Regions from separate parts of the Homo sapiens genome. Here all the other regions are linked to region 1. A link is a contact called in ENCODE Hi-C or POLR2A ChIA-PET data. All regions are on one chromosome and are shown on one strand. The core of a region is the stretch at or near the end of the contact, and the rest is flanking DNA. Distances in the headings are between cores, read along the strand shown.

Region 1 (4,151 bases), core at 587-3,086:
CCCGTCTCTACTAAAAATACAAAAAATTAGCCGGGCGTAGTGGCGGGCGCCTGTAGTCCCAGCTACTTGGGAGGCTGAGGCAGGAGAATGGCATGAACCCAGGAGGCGGAGCTTGCAGTGAGCCGAGATCCCGCCACTGCACTCCAGCCTGGGCGACAGAGCGAGACTCCGTCTCAAAAAAAAAAAAAAAAAAGGTGACCCTGCAATGTGGATTGCCAGGACCCACAATGAGCCAGAGGGGTTGGCACCTTTTCAACACGGGCCTGCATTCCTGCAGGTCCAGATCCCAGAGTGTACTGTATCCAACGTGCCTGTGGCTAGCGTGTGTCTACAGACTCTGGAACCACACTCCTTGGCTTCCAACCCTGGCTCCAGCACATACTCTGTGACTTTTGGCCAGTACATTAACCTTTCTGTGTCTCCATTTCTCCTTCTGGAAGGTAAGCATTAAGTATCTCCTATCTTTAAAAGTTCCTAAGAAGTCTACATCCTAGGCCACCCTATATGTGCACACCCAGCAGCCCTTTCTGTCCCCTTTGAGCCCAATCTGAGGGAGGACAGGTCCCTCTCTCAGCCTCAGAAAGTGAATGATGATGGGATTCAACCTTTTCTTTGGTTTTCTCCTTCTCTTTGGCCAGTGACAAGTCAAAGGCAAGAATAACTCGGTTCTCACTAAACAGGGAGGTCAGCAGGGAAACTTTCCTTTCCCAATAAAAAGACATAGGTTTGGCCAGGTGCGGTGGTTCACACCTGTAATCCCAGCACTTTGGGAGGCTGAGGCAGGCGGATCACCTGAGGTCAGGAGTTCAAGACCAGACTGGCCAACGTGGTGAAACCCCGTCTCTACTAAAAATACAAAAATTAGCCGGGCATGGTGGCACATGCTTGTAATCCCAGCTACTCGGGAGGCTGAGGCAGAAGAATCGCTTGAACCTGGGAGGCAGAGGTTTCAGTGAGCCGAGATCATGCTACTGCACTCTAGCCTGGGCGACAAGAGCAAAACTCCATCTCAAAAAAAAAAAAAAAAAAAAAGACATAGGTTTATGCAAAGCGTATTAGGCCATTCGTGCACTGCTATAAAGGAATACCTGACACTGGGTAATTTATAAAGAGAAGAGTTTTAACTGGCTCACTGTTCTGCAGGCTGTACATGCATGGCACCAGCATCCTGAGCACAGCTTCCAGGGAGGCCTCAGGGAGCTTTTACTCATGGCAGAAGGCAAAATGGGAACAGGCATGTCACATGGCATGGCGAATGAAGGAGCAAGAGTGAGTTGGGGCAGAGGTGCCACAAACTTAAACAACCAGATCTCCTGAGAACTCACTCACTATCACTCACTATATCAAGGACAGCACCAAGACATGAGGGATCTGCCCCATGACCCAAACACCTCCCACCAGGCCCCACCTCCAACACTGGGGATTAGATTTCAACATGAGATTTGGGCGGGGACAAATATCCAAACCATATCACACAAAAGAAGCCTTTTGACCCTTCCACTGCCTTTAGTGCTGCTATAGCAGCCATCTGCCGCCATGGGGAAAGAGCCAGGAAGGCCAAGAGGATCTCAGCCCTGAGCACTAACACTGTCCTGGTCTCTGTGCCCAGGCCAGCCTCCACTTATTCCAAGGATGACTGTGAGGAATGTGGACCCCTGCTTGTTTACAGTACTGTTGGATAACTCTTCTTTTGCTTGTGGCCAAATGCCATCCTAATAGGTCAACTGTATAAGTTTATTCTCATTAAAAAAAAATAAAATTTAAAATCATGTTCTCCAAAAAGTTACTGAGTAAAAGTGATGTCGCAATATCAGTATGACTCATGGCATTGATTTTTGTTCGTTTGTTTTTTGTATTTTTCTGAGACAGAGTCTCACTCTGTCTCCCAGGCTGGAGTCAGTGGCGCAATCTCGGCTCACTGCAACCTCCTCCTCCCGGGTTCAAGCGATTCTCCTACCTCAACCTCCTGAATAGCTGGGACTACAGGTGTGCGCCACCATGTCTGGCTAATTTTTTTGTATTTTTAGTAGAAATGGGGTTTCACCATATTGACCAGGCTGGTCTCGAACTCCTGACCTCGTGATCCGCCCGCCTCGGCCTCCCAAAGTGCTGGGATTACAGGCATGAGCCACCATGCCTGGCCGGCATTGTTTTATACACACACACAGATACAGAAATATAGGGATGTGTGTGTATATACATTATATATACACACACACACACACACACACTATATATGGGTGTACATGTCACATATATTTCCTAGCTTTTTCCACTCAGGCGGCCTTGAAGCTGTGATGTCCCTACAGCAACAAGCACACTTAGTATCTGGATCTTGGTTTCTAAATACCATCCTCCAGATGACCTCCAAGAGACCAGTGTTCCTTGAAGAAATGGCTGGCTCAAGAACTGCAGCAAGGAAAATACAAGATGAACCTGGACATCTTAGAATGCCAGAAAGCAAAGGAGGTGCTTTTTTTAAAAAGGAAAGGGTGAGAAAAGGAAAAAAGAAGAAAGATGGGGCATGTCAAATGGACGTATAAGCCAAACTGAAGGAGTTCCCAATAGCCAAAGCTGGAACAAATTAGAGGGAAAAAAGGGGGGATAGTAGTATAAGATCATAGAATAAAACAAATATCTGTGAGCCTATACTGAAATAAATAAGTGACTAAGTAAATATAGCAAAAGGGACAGATCTTCCTTACAAAAGAATTCCAATTAATAATTATAGAAAGAATTAGGAAAATAGAAAATCACCTGTATTTCACTGGAGCAGAAATGTTTGCCCTAAAAAAAATTATGGCCTTCAGTCTTCCTGGGAATGATCAGCTGTTGCACTTTCGGTGACAGCAGGATTATGGACATTAATACAGAACTTTACAGTTTATAAATTTTTTTTTAAGAAAGAAAAGAAGAAATCATGATTAAACACCATAGTAATAACTGCTTTAACAAGATCCACTGATGAAGATAAAATTAATGTGTGAAACTTTATGGAGAAACATTATCTGCACAACCTTAAAATATCTCCTAGCTGAATACTAATACAAATATTAATTACTGTGGTGGTTTTAAAATATGTCCACAGACTCTTTGATACTCCTCCATGAGGTGGAACTTAATCCCCCCATGCCCTGAGTATGGGCTGGACTTGGTGATTCCTCTCTACTTAATCAATGATGGAAAGGGAAAGACAGTAACCTTACAGTAGTGAAACCTAGCAGACATGAGACATCACCAGTACCAAGCCATCTTGACATCATGTACTCCTTCAAAGGACGCAGTGAGAACAGCGTATCACCTGAATCGTATTTGTCCCCAAAGTCCATAACCTCAGTCTAATCCTGAGAAGACACTAGACAAACCCAAATGGAAGAACATTCTATAAAATGCCTGAACACGACTCTTCAAAAGTGTCAAGGTCATACGTCTCAAGCCTTTTAGTGTTGTTATAAAGCAACATCTGCATGCTTGGCTCATGGTTCTGCAGGCTATTCAAGAAGCATGGTGCCAGCATCTGCTTCTGGTGAGGGCCTCAGGCTGCTCCCACTCATGGCAGAAGGTGAAAGGGAACTGGTGTGTGCAGAGATCACATGGTGAGAGGAGAAGCAAGAGAGAGGAGAGGGGCCGGGCACGGTGGCTCATGTTTGTAATCCCAACAATTTGGGAGGCCAAAAGGGGAGAATCTCTTGAGCCCAGGTGTTCGAGACCAGCCTGGACAACATAGTGAAACGCCATCTCTACAAAAAATAGAAAAATTAACTGGGCAAGGTGATGCGTGCCTTAAGTCACAGCTACTCGGGGAGTTGAGGTGCGATGATCTCTTGAGCCCAGGAGGTTGAGGCTGCAGTGAGCCGTGATCACACCAGTCCACTTCAACCGGGGTGAAAGAACAAGACCTTATCACAAAAAAAGAGAGAGAAAGAGAGTACAGGTGCTAGGCTCTTTTTAGCAACCAGCTCTCATGGGAACTAACAGAGTGAAAACTCACTCATTACCACAAGGACAGCACCAAGCTATTCACTGGGGATCCACCCCCATGACCCAAACACCTCCCATTAGGCACCCACTTCCTACACTGGAAATCAGATTTCAACATGAGATTAGCAAGGGTCAAACATCCAAACTATAGCAGCCATATAAGACAAGGG
Region 2 (4,814 bases), core at 975-3,474, 1.4 Mb before region 1:
TAAGGGCACCTGCTTTTTTCCCAAGTTTTTTTCACTTGCTCATTAAAGAAATACATAAAATTAATCTAAATAAAATTAGCCATTCTCCTAATAACCAAAATCCAATTAACATTCTAGAATGTTTTTTGTTGTTGTTGTTCTGATAAAGACAAAAGCCCTTAAAAACAGTTTAATATGTTTACATTTTTTCACTCCTGTGTCACTGCAGCCACTTTCCTCAAGGCTAGTTGATTTACAGACAAATCAATATTCTTTAAAAACCATACGGCATAAACAGGTACTTTTCCTGGCCTACAAGCTAGTGACTATACTAGTATAGCTACCATGTATTTACTTACTCGACCCTTTTTCTTCAGGTTACTTCTGGTTTCAAATGCAGCAATCACAACAAAATTTAATGCCTGAGGACTCCATAATAGGTAAGGCAAGACAAGAACAGATGGAAGCAGAGCAGTTGAACTTTTCAGCGAAGCAAACAAAAAAACAAGTTACATTTCGCTCAGATTTGCATTCTCAATCCAATTGTACCAGTAACACAATTTTGTATAAAATCCAAACCATCAGGAAAGAAAAATTAAAACAGTCTTTCACACTCTGCATACTAACTCTGAGATAAATTAGGAAACATGAAAGCATGCAGATATTGGAGGGTTGTCTCCCACACAGTAAGCATCCTCTCTCAGGGCTAACCATACCGCACAGCTTCAGGAGAGGACCATTCGTATGACAGTCTGCATAAATGGCGCCTCTTGAAGTTATACAGTGAAATACTTTGGATTAAAAAATAAAACTTCAATTTAGCAGTTGCAAAGATCAACTTTATTATTACCTAACCCATGGAAAATGGATTACACATATGATAATTTTAATGAAATCAAAATGTTATTTACCCAAAACATCCCATTTTGCTATCCACTGTCGGTAAATGAGCATTCATTGTGCTTTCACAAAATCTATGCCTCACTTCAGAGAGTTATATTTAATGTTATCTATTTTGTGAAACAAATACATAAATGAACTTTGTTTCGTTTATGAAACGAACAAACCATTTTCCCACACACTAGGAAGACATTCAATCTTTTTATGTTTATGGTGAAGCAGCATCTTTGCAAAGTCAGAAAACAGTAATAACCAACACTACATAAGGCTCAGTATTACGTTAGGGTCTGTTCTTTACATTCTAATCCTTCCAATTACCATAGAGCTAGATTAGTATATTAAGCAGATAAAGAAGCAGAGAGGTCAAATGAGGTTGCCCAAGCTAATATTTGGCAGAGCTAGAAATCAAACTCAAGAGTCTGGCCTCAGATTCTTTGTTCCTGCCATACATAAACATACATTTCATATTCCCTAAATCAGTGTTTTGCTCTAGAGAATTAGGAAGTAAGGCTCTCTGAGCCATAAAACATTATTTTAGTCATGAAAAGCAGCATTTCTACCATCTTGAAAGTCAATTGTCAATTAAGAGGTCAGCAAAAGACTACAGTAGGAATGAACCTTCTGTAAGCCATCCCTTACACACTTTGCTACCTTACTGTCTCTCCAACTAAACTAGTTCCTAGAGATCAAGGCCTGTGTCTAACATTTGCAGACCCAATGTTGGACACCAGTGTGTCTTGCATTTCTTACTGGTTAATGAACAGATCAACTGCAGAACTACCTGAGACCAACCCCACAGAGTAAGGAAAACCACTGACTGGGTTAAAAGGAAATTCAAGAACTTCCAAAAATAGTAGGCCTAGCCAAGCAGTGACTGCAAAGAGCAGGAGTATGCAGAAAAAAAGACTTGCAAGACTCCAAACCGAATCTTTACAAACTATTTCACACGTCTGTCCAAAAGCCTTAGCTTTGACACTATTCCTACAGGTCATACACTTAAATGGACCAATTACGAAGCACCAGAGATACCAGCCTTATCACTTCTTTTGCCCCTCTAGGCAGCTTCAACAATCTAATAAGCATTTTCCTCAATTTAAAAAAGTGATCATTGCCTCAATAATCACGAGTTGACATATTAAAGATGATTCTTTCCCCTACCTCAAGGTTTTGGGAAGAATCTGAAATGAAACAGCTTGGTTAGGGACTTTAATATTTCACAGATTATCAATTAGGTCTGAAATTTGAACAGTCTTAAGAGATCCAGCTGGAGTAAATAACTCAGCAGATTTTTTACTCTTCTGTGATTTCAGATTATCTCGTCCTGCACTACTAAGCCAGAAGAGGAAATGATCCAGACAACTCAGATTTTAATGTAACTGAAATAAGCACAAACTTACACACTAGGGCTGATGTATTACAATAGAGTACGATGGACAATAATACTGGGTCAAATTCATCCACTTCATGTGGACAGCTTGAGTCTCCGAAAGAATGCGACAATACATTCAAAGAACATAAATGCTGGAATCAGTTCTTGCTAGCAACACGAGCCAGCAATGTTATTATGTGAAACTGCATCCAAAAAAAAAAAAAAAAAAGCTACAAAGTCATAAAAATAGCCCTGAGAATAACTAATTTGAATAGTGTAAGTAAACAGTTTTCTTGAGGAAGGAAATCGGGTGGCTGGAACACAGGTAGGAGACACCCTGCAAGTCAAACAAGCTTAATCAAAACAAGAGCTAAAAAAACCCTATAAAACCCCTAATCTGACAAGTCTGAAGTCAAGCCACATACTGCCACATCTCAAGGGCTTCTTACCCATCCCTATCTATCCTGGGCTGGGCCAGGCCAGGCAGTTTTCTAAAAAATCTCTGCCTTAGGAAACTAGTAAGTCAGATATAAAGTCAATCAATGTCTCTCACTTTCCTTCTACACTTTTGTGATTCTGGAGGTAGGACTCTGCCAGGGGCTCCTAGTTTAAGTCTGCAGATAAGGGAGTGTTAAGGGAAAACTGCGAGAGACGACAGTGCTGTCTCCCCTCTCATGGGTGCATCAGCAGATTTTTTTTTTTTTAAGCTCATCGGCTATCATTAGTGTTAGTGTATTTTATGTGTGGCCTAAGACAATTCTTTTTTTTTTTCTTTTGTCGCCCAGACTGGAGTGCAGTGGCACGATCTCGGCTCACTGCAGCCTCTGCTTCCCAGGTTGAAGCAATTCTCCCACCTCAGCCTCCCAAGTAGCTGGGATTACAGGCGTGTGCCACCACACCCAGCTAATTTTTGTATTTTTAGTAGAGACAGGGTTTCACCATGTTGGCCAGGCTGGTCTCGAGCTCCTGACCTCAAGGGATTGGCCCGCCTCAGCCTCCCAAAGGGCTGGGATTACAGGCGTGAGCCACCATGCCCAGCCATGAGACAATTCTTATTCCACTGTGGCCCAGGGAAGCCAAAAGGTTGGAAATCCCTGTTCTAAAGCAATGCAGGCTTCACATGTGACTAGTTTTATGAGAGCCAATACAGATTACCTATCTCCTAAAAATTCTACCTTGCTTCCCTTCAGCACTATCACTTTTTAAAAGGTTTTATTTAGAAAACACTTCAGGTAAAATATTTACAAAGGAATGAAGTACTAATACATGCTACAATATACATGAACCTTGAAAACATGCTAAATGAAAGAAGCCAGAAAGAAAAGGCCACATATTGTATAATTCCATTTATATGAAGTGTGTACAATAGGAAAATCCATAGAATTGGAAAGCAGATAAATGGTTGCCAGGGGTTGAAGGTAGAGTGACTGCTAATGAGCACAGGGTTTTTCTTTTTGGGGTGACAAAAATCTTCTGGAATTAGCAAGTGATGATGTTGTACTACTTTGTGAATACATGAAAAAACCACTAAACTGTACACTTTGAGTGGGTGAATTTTATGGTATGAGAATTATACCTCAAAAAAATAAATGAAGCATTTGAGTTTTCCTTCAATATTCAGTGAGATTTTGGAATCTTACCGATGAATTAGAGATTGGAATAGTAAAAGTAAGTGAAGGGAAAATAAATATCTATTACTTGACTATTTAGTATATAACATATTCACAGCATGTTAACAGAGTTTTCAGTTTTTTGAGATAGGATCTTGCTCTGTCGCCCAGGCTAGAGTATAGTGACACAATCTTGGCTCACTGCCGCCTCAACCTCCCAGGCTCAAGTGATCCTCCCATTTCACCCTCCCAACTAGTAGCTGGGACTACAGACATGTGCCACCACACCTGGCTAATTTTTGTATTTTTTTGTAGACATGGGGCTTCTTCATGTTGCCCAGGCTTTTCTCAAATTCTTGGGCTCAAGCAATCTACTTGCTTCAGCCTCCCAAAGTGCTGGGATCACAGACATGAGCCACCGCACCCAGCCAACAGAAATTTTAGTAATGAATATATATTCATGGACTACACTTCTGAAGAAAAGAAACTTCAAGTTAAAAGATTACTTTTGAAGCTAAGTATCTGTGATCCAAGCATAGACATGCTGACTCAAGTTACACAGTCTTAGTTCAAATATCTCCTGGGTCTGGTATGTCGACATTCTACTCCCCCTTTTCTACTTATGCTTCAAAATTCAGCTCAAATATCATCCTCTAAAAACCTTTCCCTAAACCAACCTTGAGGGTTTTCCAGGCCAGTCTGTCACTTCTTTGGTGTTCCCATTGATGCCTTTGTATTCAATATACAAAGCAGTGCTAGCTGTATGATTTTACTTTTGTCTCCCATTCTACCCATCTTTGCATTGAAGCCAAGCACACATATGACCAGTGTTTCTGCAAAGTGTACACTAAAATCATAAGCAGCTCTTAAAACAACAAAAATATGTTGGGCTGGCAATGTTAAATTTACAAACTTCCCCAGATAATTCCAATGTATAACCATGAACTAAGTACTCA
Region 3 (4,634 bases), core at 1,752-4,251, 1.2 Mb after region 1:
AATTAACTAATTAATAAGGATAAGCTCCTGGTCTAAGGCTTTTGTCATAAATAAGCAAACAATTATAAACATGTTATTTTGTACCATAAATTGCCTTCCTTGTATAACATGTAACATTATTATAATTCCAGGCTCTAATTTGCTAAACAGACATGCCAACCAGAAATCACTATTTTAAAATCTTACTTTTCTCTAGATTTGGGGAATGTAAAAACAATGAGCAGATTTTTAGATTGGGACATTCTTTTCAAAATTTAAACATCCTGACTCTTGCTTACTTATAGAACAGAGATAAAGTTTTTATTCTACAAAAGTGATGAGAACACATGGATACACAGTGGGGAACACACACTGGGGCTTACTGGAGGGTGGAGGGTAGGAGAAGGGAAAGGATCAGGAAAAGTAACTAATGGGTACTAGGCTTAATACCTGGGTGACAAAATAATCTGTACAACAAACCCTCATGACACAAGTTTACCTATGTAACAAACCTGCACATTTGAAGTACACCTGAACTTCAAATAATAAATTTTTTAAGTTTTTATTTTACAAAACAAAGGTAAGTGTGAGGTCACATTAAGCAGCAAAAAGCTATAAAAATTTTCATTCTTTTACTTTTATCAGCATAGTTTATAATTTAATTTTTTTAAATAAAGGTGAAGAACAAGAACTTTCCAGTTAACTAAGAGCTTTGAGTGGGTTTGGGGCTTAGTCAAGGTTTTATTATATCTTAAACCAATTGGAATATTTCTTCTGAAATATATGTTGCAGCTAAAGATTCAAGGAAGAATTTGCTGTTCATATATTAGAAAAACCTCTTTAAATTTCTTCCACTAGCGACCTCGGTTTTGGTTTGCAATTATTCACATCTGAACACAAGTGTCCTGAATTGCTTAATTTTTAAATCTCTAGTACTTTTGAATGTAGGACGTATAAACTCATGTTCAAATATGGCAGTCTCACAGTGTGGTTTTTCTTTTTTTATTATTATACTTTAAGTTCTGGGGTACATGTGCAGAACGTGCAGGTTTGTTACATAAGTATACACATGCCATGGTGGTTTGCTGCACCCATCAACCCGTCAGCTACATTAGGTATTTCTCCTAATGCTATCCCTCCCCTAGGCCCCTACCCCCAACAGGCCCTGGTGTGTGATGTTCCCCTCCCTGTGTCCATGTGTTCTCATTGTTCAACTCTCACTTATGAGTGAGAACATGCGGTGTTTAGTTTTGAAACTGCATTGAAATAGGACTTCAGCCCTGCCCAGGCAAAGTTGCTACTGCAATTAAAGATAGCATGGTACTTCAAGAAGACCAAAGTGCGATCTGCAAGGAAATAGATGCCTTCCTGCTTATAATATCTTAATTTTCTTTCTTATGGTACTTTTGTTGATTACCTATCAGTACATAGAGGAATCGACCTATTTTTCAAATCAATCAGTTTAGCAAAATGTTGAGGGATGAAGAGTAAGAAAGTAAGTACTTATTAGTTCATATTAATGAAATCAAAATTCAGATCCTTCCTACACAAGTAGGAAAAAGAGGCCTGAAAGCCACCAATTCTTATCTGCCCGATCTGATCTGATTGCTTATTGATGTGCTTTAGTAGATTTCACCATGCTACACTGTGTAAAATACACATGTAGCATCCTGCCCTGGTGAAGAAGCCGAATTTGGCTGTCTTTTCATGACCCTCTTATTTTTAAAATGATCTTCTATGAAATTCTTCAGGTGAAAGGTACCTTCAGATGAAAGGTATAAACCAAATACTATTGGGCAATTTGAGCAAGAACATTAAATATAGGTTATGATACAGATAAAATCATTGAATAATATTCCATGAATCTACAACCTTTCTTCATTCCAATGGTTATAGAGTTTGTAGAAGTATGTGTTTTCTAAGTGAAATAACTACTTGGCTCCTTGGAACCAACTATTAAAAAAGCGTATTGAATCATCCTTAGAAAATTTGAACGTCCCATCCGTTCTTAAATTATTAGAAGAAAGTTGATAAGATTAAAAAGTAGAAAGGACCCTGAAGAGAGAGAGCTGCGCCTAGAGTTAGCAAGCAGGGACTGTTAGTTTCAAAGTAGGGCGGAAAGAAGAGGCCTGCCCGGCCGGGGCTGGAAATCCTAAGAGGCTTGAGAACGACTAGCAGGGAGATCCAGGGAACTAGGAGGGAGACGGATGGGTGGTGCCCTGCAGACCTGTGGATTGAAATAAGTGTTCCCGGGAGGCAACCGTGGGATCAGGGATCGACAGGACATGGGATCTGAGACTTGGGTGAGATTGTTGACTGAGGAAGGTGCCCAGGGGGCTGGGAAAAGTCTGGGGCCTGAAGAAGGGGGTTCTGGGCCGCAGGCCGAAGCAATGGGGAGGCCATGGAGTAATTAGAGCCAGGAACTAAAATTATGGGGGCTACTGCAAAGATGACACCTAAGGGCTGGGTGAGTTGAGAGGAGTGGACGAGGCGCTGGATGTGCCCAGGGACCTCGGAGAGAGGATCCAGGCGAGGGGCGGAGGAGACATACGTATAAGTGGGGGCTGAGGGAAGGGATGCAGAGGCGTAAGCGGGGTTGAGAAGGGGTGCTGTGAGAGATCTGGGGGCTGAAGTGCACAACATGAGTTGGATGGAGGCTACAGAAGAGCAGACGGGGACGTGGGGCTAGGCAGGGGCCGCGGCGGGGTGAGCCGGAGATCCGGGAGCCCGCAAGGACTAGGGTCGAGGGGCAGGGAGCCCGGGAGAGGCGGGCACTGGGCAGGCGCCCCACTGTACCAGGCTGCGCAGATTGTCCTCCTGAGACTGGACCGTGAGAGCAGCAGTCCCGGTCAGCGTCCGGCGAGTAAAGTCGACGCTGCAGCGCAGGTGCAGGTGCTTGGTCCGGCAGACGGAAGCCGGAGAGGCCAACGAACAGGTATCCACTATCTCGGGCATGGCTCTGGGGGATCACACAGCACAGCGACCTACAGCCCAACGCTCAGCTACCAGACTCGTCGATAGAGAACCTGAGGAGGAGGGAGAGAGGTAAAGAAGAGGAGGAGGGATTCGCGGTGCACGCCGGGAAAGGAAGTTTCTTAAAGTCAGACGAGCGTTGGGGGATGGGTGAAGGAACTACAAGTTCCATGGTGCCGCGCGGCAAGCGGGCGCTTGGCTACCTGGGAGCGTGTGTGTTAGGGATGTTGAGGGGGACCAAGCGTGCTCCTGGAGCTGAAGAAGAGGAGGGGAGTAGGGGCAGTTAGAAGGGTGGCCGAAGGGAAATGATGAGAATGGAGGGGGAGATAAAACTGAACACTACCATTTTGGCTCTGTTCAACTTTCGTGGAAGCTGTGGTGGCAAACGTAAGAAAATCAGGTTCATTGGTGTTTGCATATAGCGAGGGCGGGGCGGAGCAAAAACGTAGAAAAGGCCTATCAGAAGGCTTTCTTTCGTGCGGTTCCTCGTTAGTATAGTGGTGAGTATCCCCGCCTGTCACGCGGGAGACCGGGGTTCGATTCCCCGACGGGGAGGCACAGTAATTGTTTTTTGTTTTTAGCTGTAAGTAATTCAAGGTTTAAACAGTTGTTTTGTCAGTTTCAGTGTTTATTATGTATATCCCCAGAACCTGCATCTCTCAAACGGAGAAAGCCAACATTCCCATCTTAGAAACTAATGAATTTCTATAAAAGTTATGCACTGGTCGCAATGGGAGTACAGAGCTGGGACATCTAGCTCAGCTCTGGGGCCTTTGTGGCAGGTGAAGGAGGATTGAAGGATGCCTTGCCTTTAGGGTGGGGCCTCAAAATTAAAACTGGAAAAATTGGAAGAGGCTAGGTTTCGAAGGACCTTAAATAGGTGGCCTTTTAATCCTGGGTGCATTAATGGGGGACCCACTGAAGAGTTTTCAGCAGGCGACTGATAAAGCATGGTCAGACTCATGTTATAAAATGCGGTATCAAAACCATTAGCAGGAGATTTAGGAAACTATTAAAATGGCTCAATCAGAAGATGCTGGGGGCCTGACATAGGTAAGTAGTAAGTTAGGATAGAGAGGAAGGAATGAATAGAAGGAATACTTATATAAGTGGATTCACAGATTGAGAGGAGACGAAGGTGGCCCAGGCTTTCGGCTTCAGTGGCTGGCTAGTCATTAACCAGAGGTAGTAGTCTATATGAAGAGGACAGTATGTTAGGCTGTACTTGCATTGCTATAAATACCTGAGACTGGGAAGAAAAGGGGTTTAATTGGTTTACAGTTACGCAGGCTGTACAGGAAGCATAGCTCCAGTATGCTTCCAGGTAGGCCTCAGGAAGCTTACAATCATGGCAGAAGGTGAAGAAGGGGCAGGCCTCTACATGGCCCGAGCAAGAGCAAGAGATTGCGGGGCCGGTGCCACACACTTAAACAATCAGATCCCACAAGACACTGTGGCGAGGACAGCACCAGGCCATGAGGGCTCTGCCCCCGTGACCCAAACACCTCCCACCAGGCCCTACCTCCAACACTGGAGATTATAATTCAACATGAGATTTGGTAGGGACATATATTCAAACTAAATCAGACAGATTTAAGGGGAAGATGCTAAATTCAATTTTGGACATATGAAATTTGAGAACCTATGGGAGTGGAAGTGGAGATGTCCATGAGTCACTTGGA
Region 4 (4,276 bases), core at 1,666-4,165, 1.6 Mb after region 1:
GAAGCTTCTTTTAGTACAGCAATAGGCAAATTACGATATTAACAAGACTTTAATTCTACATTTACATTTTTTTCTCATTGTAAATGTAATGTGAAACTTATAAAATACAGGAAAAAAATGTTTAATCACCAATAAATCCCACCATTCGTAAACCTTGCTACTTTTTGGTAGATTTCCATCTAGTAACACTGAAGGTTCAATTTTCTAATTCGATACTGATAAATATGCAGGAAAAAAAATCAATGGAGCCTCAATATGGCCTTTCAATAAATGTACATAAAACAACAATTATTAATTATATGACCTGTTAATTTCACAAAAGTCTCTAAAATGTTTTAAGTGGTGGAGTAGGGTAAGGAGTCCATAATTCAGACACTAGCCCTCAAACTGAAATCTCTTCCACAATGTTTGTATGTCAACCCTTTAACGGCAGTGAGCAGCAAGCTATGACTGTTCGTACAGTGATATCAACATTAATGTCTCTATATTAAACAGGCTTTGCTTTTATTTTCTTTCCATTTATACTTCAATAGTGTTTTATTTTCACTGTAAAAATAAATAATAACCTATATTTGCATAGTAATTTTACATAAGCTTAAATTCAAAGACTCCCGTTTTTTTTTAAGCCAACCATTCAAACTGTTAGTGCTTCTGGCCTATGAGATGGTTTACCAGATAAAGTAACATTCTTTATATTCCAATATTCTCTCTCATAACATAAAAAAGAATTTAAGGAATATCCCTTAGTCACATTTTCTTTTGTTCCAACCCACTGTTTATGGAAGCATGCAGATGTTAAGAGTTGCAAAAATTGAAATGACTTCATTAACAAAGCAACATCCCAACGTTTAATGTCAACTCCTCAGACTCATAAAAAAATGAAACAAAACCAATTATATTACCACTAGCAAATTTTTTCCCCTTAAAATCTAGTTTCGTCTTATTTCTAGTTTCAAGGCAAGCTTTGTCTACCCAAGGTATCAAAGGTCTTCAAATCTCATTCATTTTCTTCTGCCCAAGAGTTAAGAAAGTAAGTCTAAAACAGAACAAGCCAGATTTGTTGCTGTGATCTTCTCACACGAACGCCTTTTAAAAGAAATCTTTCAACAAAGACTCAAAAAAGAAACAGCAAAGTTTGGGGAAAGAATTGTCTGTCTTTAGGTCAAGCATTTCCTGATAAGTGACTGAAGGTCTGGCTGCCAGGAATACACTTTGCTGACCCTAGGAATGGCCAAGTCTCAAAACAAAATTTGCCTCTTCTGTATCTTGAAAGTGACCTGTTAGGACCTGATGTCAATTTGACGAAGAGGTGATAGAACATGACCAACGAGGTGTCTTTGGTGGACATATTCATGTAAAGGAGGCGAGAGCCACAGATTTCAGCTAAACGCTTTTTGCCACTTTTGCAAAAGAAAAGCTAATTGTTAACGGCCATGTGACATTATAGATCCCAGAAAAGGAAAGGGTGGGAGGAAGAGAGAGAAGTTCAAGGCAGTTCAGGGTCAGAACAAGCTCAGACATCCTGTCATTAACAAATGTTCCCCAAGCTGAAAGCAAAATACTGCTTACCCGAAAAGGAGTGGGTGAAAAGTAGGGGGAGAACGAGGGAAAAACCACAGGAGAGTCAATGTGGCAGTGTGGGGGTGACAGGAGGGAGGGAATCTGGAGCTATCCAGCTGAGTTGGGGAGCAAAAGCATCGGGCATAGCATCGGGCACAAAAATGCTGAGAAAAGCAACTGCGACGGAGACAGCACTAGGCACCCTCCTCCCCCCATTTTCCCCTCCCCATCGGTTTGCTGGGTTTCCCACCTTCCCTCTACCTCCGCTCTTGACCAACACTCCGGGGTGTGACCCGCCAGCAGGAGGCTGCCCTGATCTTTGTCTCTACCCGCTCCCACGCGCGGGCTCCTCCTCCTCCTCCGCGCTCCCCACCCGCGCACAGCGCCAGCGTCTCCAAGGAGCTGCAGGCGCCGCGACCGCCGCCTCCTCGCCCACCTCCCGCGGACCCGCGCCCCTTCCTTCCCCTCCCGGGCAGCGTCGCCTGCGCCTCCAGCTCCACCCCCGCCGAGGGGACCTTTGTGTCTCGGGGGACTTTCTGCCTCTTTCCCCTCCTCCGCCTCGCGAGGAGACCGGCCTCCCCCGCAGACCAAAGCGGCAGCGAGCACCGGAGGCGGCGGCGTCTATATCTGTCGGCGCCTCCTGGGAAGCAGCTCGCAGACACTCACACCCCACCCGAGCCCCGGAAATCCCCGGGCGACCCAAGGTCCTCGCTGGACCGGAGAGGTGACAGGCGCACGCTAGCCCCCCGCGCCGCGCCTCCTCGCTCAACTTCCCGACCGGGCCTGAGCCACCCGCGCCCCCAGTAGCCCCCGCCCCCGCCTCTGTCCCACGCAGCCTCCCGGCCCCGCGGCCGACCCGACACCAGGGGAAAGCGCGGCGCGGACGCCAGCCGCCAACTCACCAGCAAGAGCGGGGACCGCGGGTCCCGAGGCGAGGCGAAGAGAGGCGCGGGGGGAAGCTGCTCCGCGGACGCCCGCGGCGACCGGATGCAAGTCCGGGTCTCAGCGGCCGGCAGACGTGAGGCGCTTCCGAGCGCAGGCCTCCGCCGCCACAGCCGCCTTCCGGCTCTCGCCGCGGGTCCGGAGCCTCGGGAGGGGCCGCGGGTGTCTCACGCGTTGCCAAGTCCCTCGGTCAACATGGCTCCCGCGCCGACGAGCCGCGCGGACGGCCCACTAATCCCCTCGGAGCAGCCGGGCGCGAGCGCGGCGGGCGCCGACGGCGGGCTGAGACTGTCTGGCCGGGCGCTGGCTCCTTCTCCGCGGCTCTGCGGCGGCCCGCGGGGAGCTCAGGAGACTGCGGGCGGCCGCGTTCGCTCCTTGCGTGTGCGTCGCTTTCACACTCGGCGGCTGCGGATTGACGCCTCCGCCTGTTCCCCGGAGGAGAGCGAGTGCAAGAGAAAAAACACTTTTATTGAAACGATCCAACCAGCGGCGGCGGAGAAAAGCGACCGGCCGCGGGAGCTTACCCCACCCCCGCCTGAGCGGCTCGCCGGGGGCAGCGCGACCCCTGCCGGCGGCGGCGGAGGCGGGGGCGGGGCCGGCGGCCGGGGGCGGGGCCTGCAGGGCGGGGCGGGTGTCCCCGGGAAACTGCCCGCTCCGAAATGCGGGCGTCGGGGGAGCGGCGGAGGGGGCCAGGGGACCCCACCGGAATGAGTGCCTGTCCGCAGCGACTGGGGGAGAAATTATGTGAATAATTCAGCCCCTCCAACATCCCCCTGCCCCTCAACTTCCCGCTACCAAACCAAAACTCGTGCTTCAGTTATACAAGTAATTACTGTACAAGGTGTCCATGCCACAGTTCTCCACTGACTTTCTAGAGAGTCCATGTCAAAGGACCCACACTGAAAGATGTTGATGGCTGCAACTTTTCTCCTTTGTTGTGTGTGGGTACGTGGGTACTAGTGCCGCAGTCTCTCACACACACGGCATCTATTCATTTAAACTACAGTACAGTGTTTTGTATATATTATCATGTGCCCGGCAATATGCTGAGTCCTCTAAGGACGGAGAGTCTAGCTGGGATGAAAGATGATCAATAACTATCATAAAAATCTGAACGTTATGAGCGGAGAAATACAAGGTGCTATGAAAACAGAAAGGACTACTGTTGCACGGGTTAGGTTTTGTTTTCTTGGGGGAGGCGGGCCGCGAGAGGTTGGCCCAGTTTCTGCAACTGTTTTTACTTTCTCCTTTCCCAGAGGCTAAAAGCTAGTTCAGGAATGAACAGCAGAGTGGCAGTGAAGACAAACTAAAGTAATACTGACCCACTTTTTTCCACTAATAAGGATAAAAGCATAAAGTTAAAACAAACTTAAACCCCTAGAGGGAGATAATGAGAGGATTGAAAGAAGAGAGTAGGGACCGGATGTAGACAACATAAACAAGAAAAAAAAACCCACATAAAAGTCCTGTGAAGTGAGATAAATTTTTTTTCCCATGTTAACACCCGGAAGTAGAAGCTGCTTTGAAGTTTCAAATCACATTATGTGCTAAGAACTTCGGGGAATTATCTTTTTGGATTTAGGGATGAATCCTTTCCCCCTTAAAAATGCTGCATGCTGACATCTTTCTCTTATTTTGTTTGGCAAAGTTAAATGCATCTACAGTTATATCCAACGATCGTACGTGTCAATCAGGCTTTTCCCATGCCTCTAAAATTACCAGGACCCGTAAATTAGCAACAATTATGCTCTACGCGTATTTAACACTTGTTTAC

Evidence for each region. Hi-C counts contacts between places; a loop is a spot of excess contacts on that map. ChIA-PET counts read pairs that join two places held with the same protein, here RNA polymerase II (POLR2A). Pooled maps may share reads with other maps.
Region 2: a map with no recorded cell type shows a loop between it and region 1 (3-fold over the local background). The contact joins two enhancer-like sites. A Hi-C loop is called at or near these places in 4 of 37 single-sample maps with no recorded cell type and 4 of 50 pooled maps. POLR2A ChIA-PET finds 5 or more read pairs at or near these places in 1 of 52 experiments (activated B cell).
Region 3: a map with no recorded cell type shows a loop between it and region 1 (7-fold over the local background). The contact joins the promoter of LTA4H here to the enhancer-like site in region 1. A Hi-C loop is called at or near these places in 1 of 37 single-sample maps with no recorded cell type and 2 of 50 pooled maps. POLR2A ChIA-PET finds 5 or more read pairs at or near these places in 1 of 52 experiments (GM12878).
Region 4: a map with no recorded cell type shows a loop between it and region 1 (7-fold over the local background). The contact joins the promoter of CDK17 here to the enhancer-like site in region 1. A Hi-C loop is called at or near these places in 2 of 37 single-sample maps with no recorded cell type and 3 of 50 pooled maps. POLR2A ChIA-PET finds 5 or more read pairs at or near these places in 1 of 52 experiments (OCI-LY7).

What each region holds. Positions count from the first base shown.
Region 1 is chr12:94,835,580-94,839,730 of GRCh38, forward strand. No RefSeq gene overlaps it. Among named protein-coding and RNA genes, the nearest start is that of MIR492, 3.3 kb to the left of the region's middle. Within about 2 kb of position 1,837, at least 2 of the 41 ENCODE cell types and tissues checked have a DNase peak (open chromatin) inside an H3K27ac peak, as active enhancers do.
Region 2 is chr12:93,423,932-93,428,745 of GRCh38, forward strand. All of the region lies in intron 1 of UBE2N (ubiquitin conjugating enzyme E2 N), which reads right to left. Among named protein-coding and RNA genes, the nearest start is that of UBE2N, 16 kb to the right of the region's middle. RefSeq lists an enhancer at 2,458-2,507. Within about 2 kb of position 2,225, at least 3 of the 41 ENCODE cell types and tissues checked have a DNase peak (open chromatin) inside an H3K27ac peak, as active enhancers do.
Region 3 is chr12:96,032,586-96,037,219 of GRCh38, forward strand. It overlaps LTA4H (leukotriene A4 hydrolase), which reads right to left and starts at 3,002. Exons shown (of 19, transcript NM_000895.3): 1 at 2,776-3,002. The coding sequence starts at 2,934. TRD-GTC2-8 (tRNA-Asp (anticodon GTC) 2-8) reads left to right here and starts at 3,436; the gene lies at 3,436-3,507. RefSeq lists enhancers at 297-466, 2,101-2,190, 2,781-3,200, 3,641-3,690, 3,711-3,760 and a silencer at 2,631-2,730.
Region 4 is chr12:96,397,524-96,401,799 of GRCh38, forward strand. It overlaps CDK17 (cyclin dependent kinase 17), which reads right to left and starts at 2,916. Exons shown (of 17, transcript NM_002595.5): 1 at 2,463-2,916. RefSeq lists silencers at 2,320-2,479, 2,660-2,839, 2,930-3,259 and an enhancer at 3,680-3,899.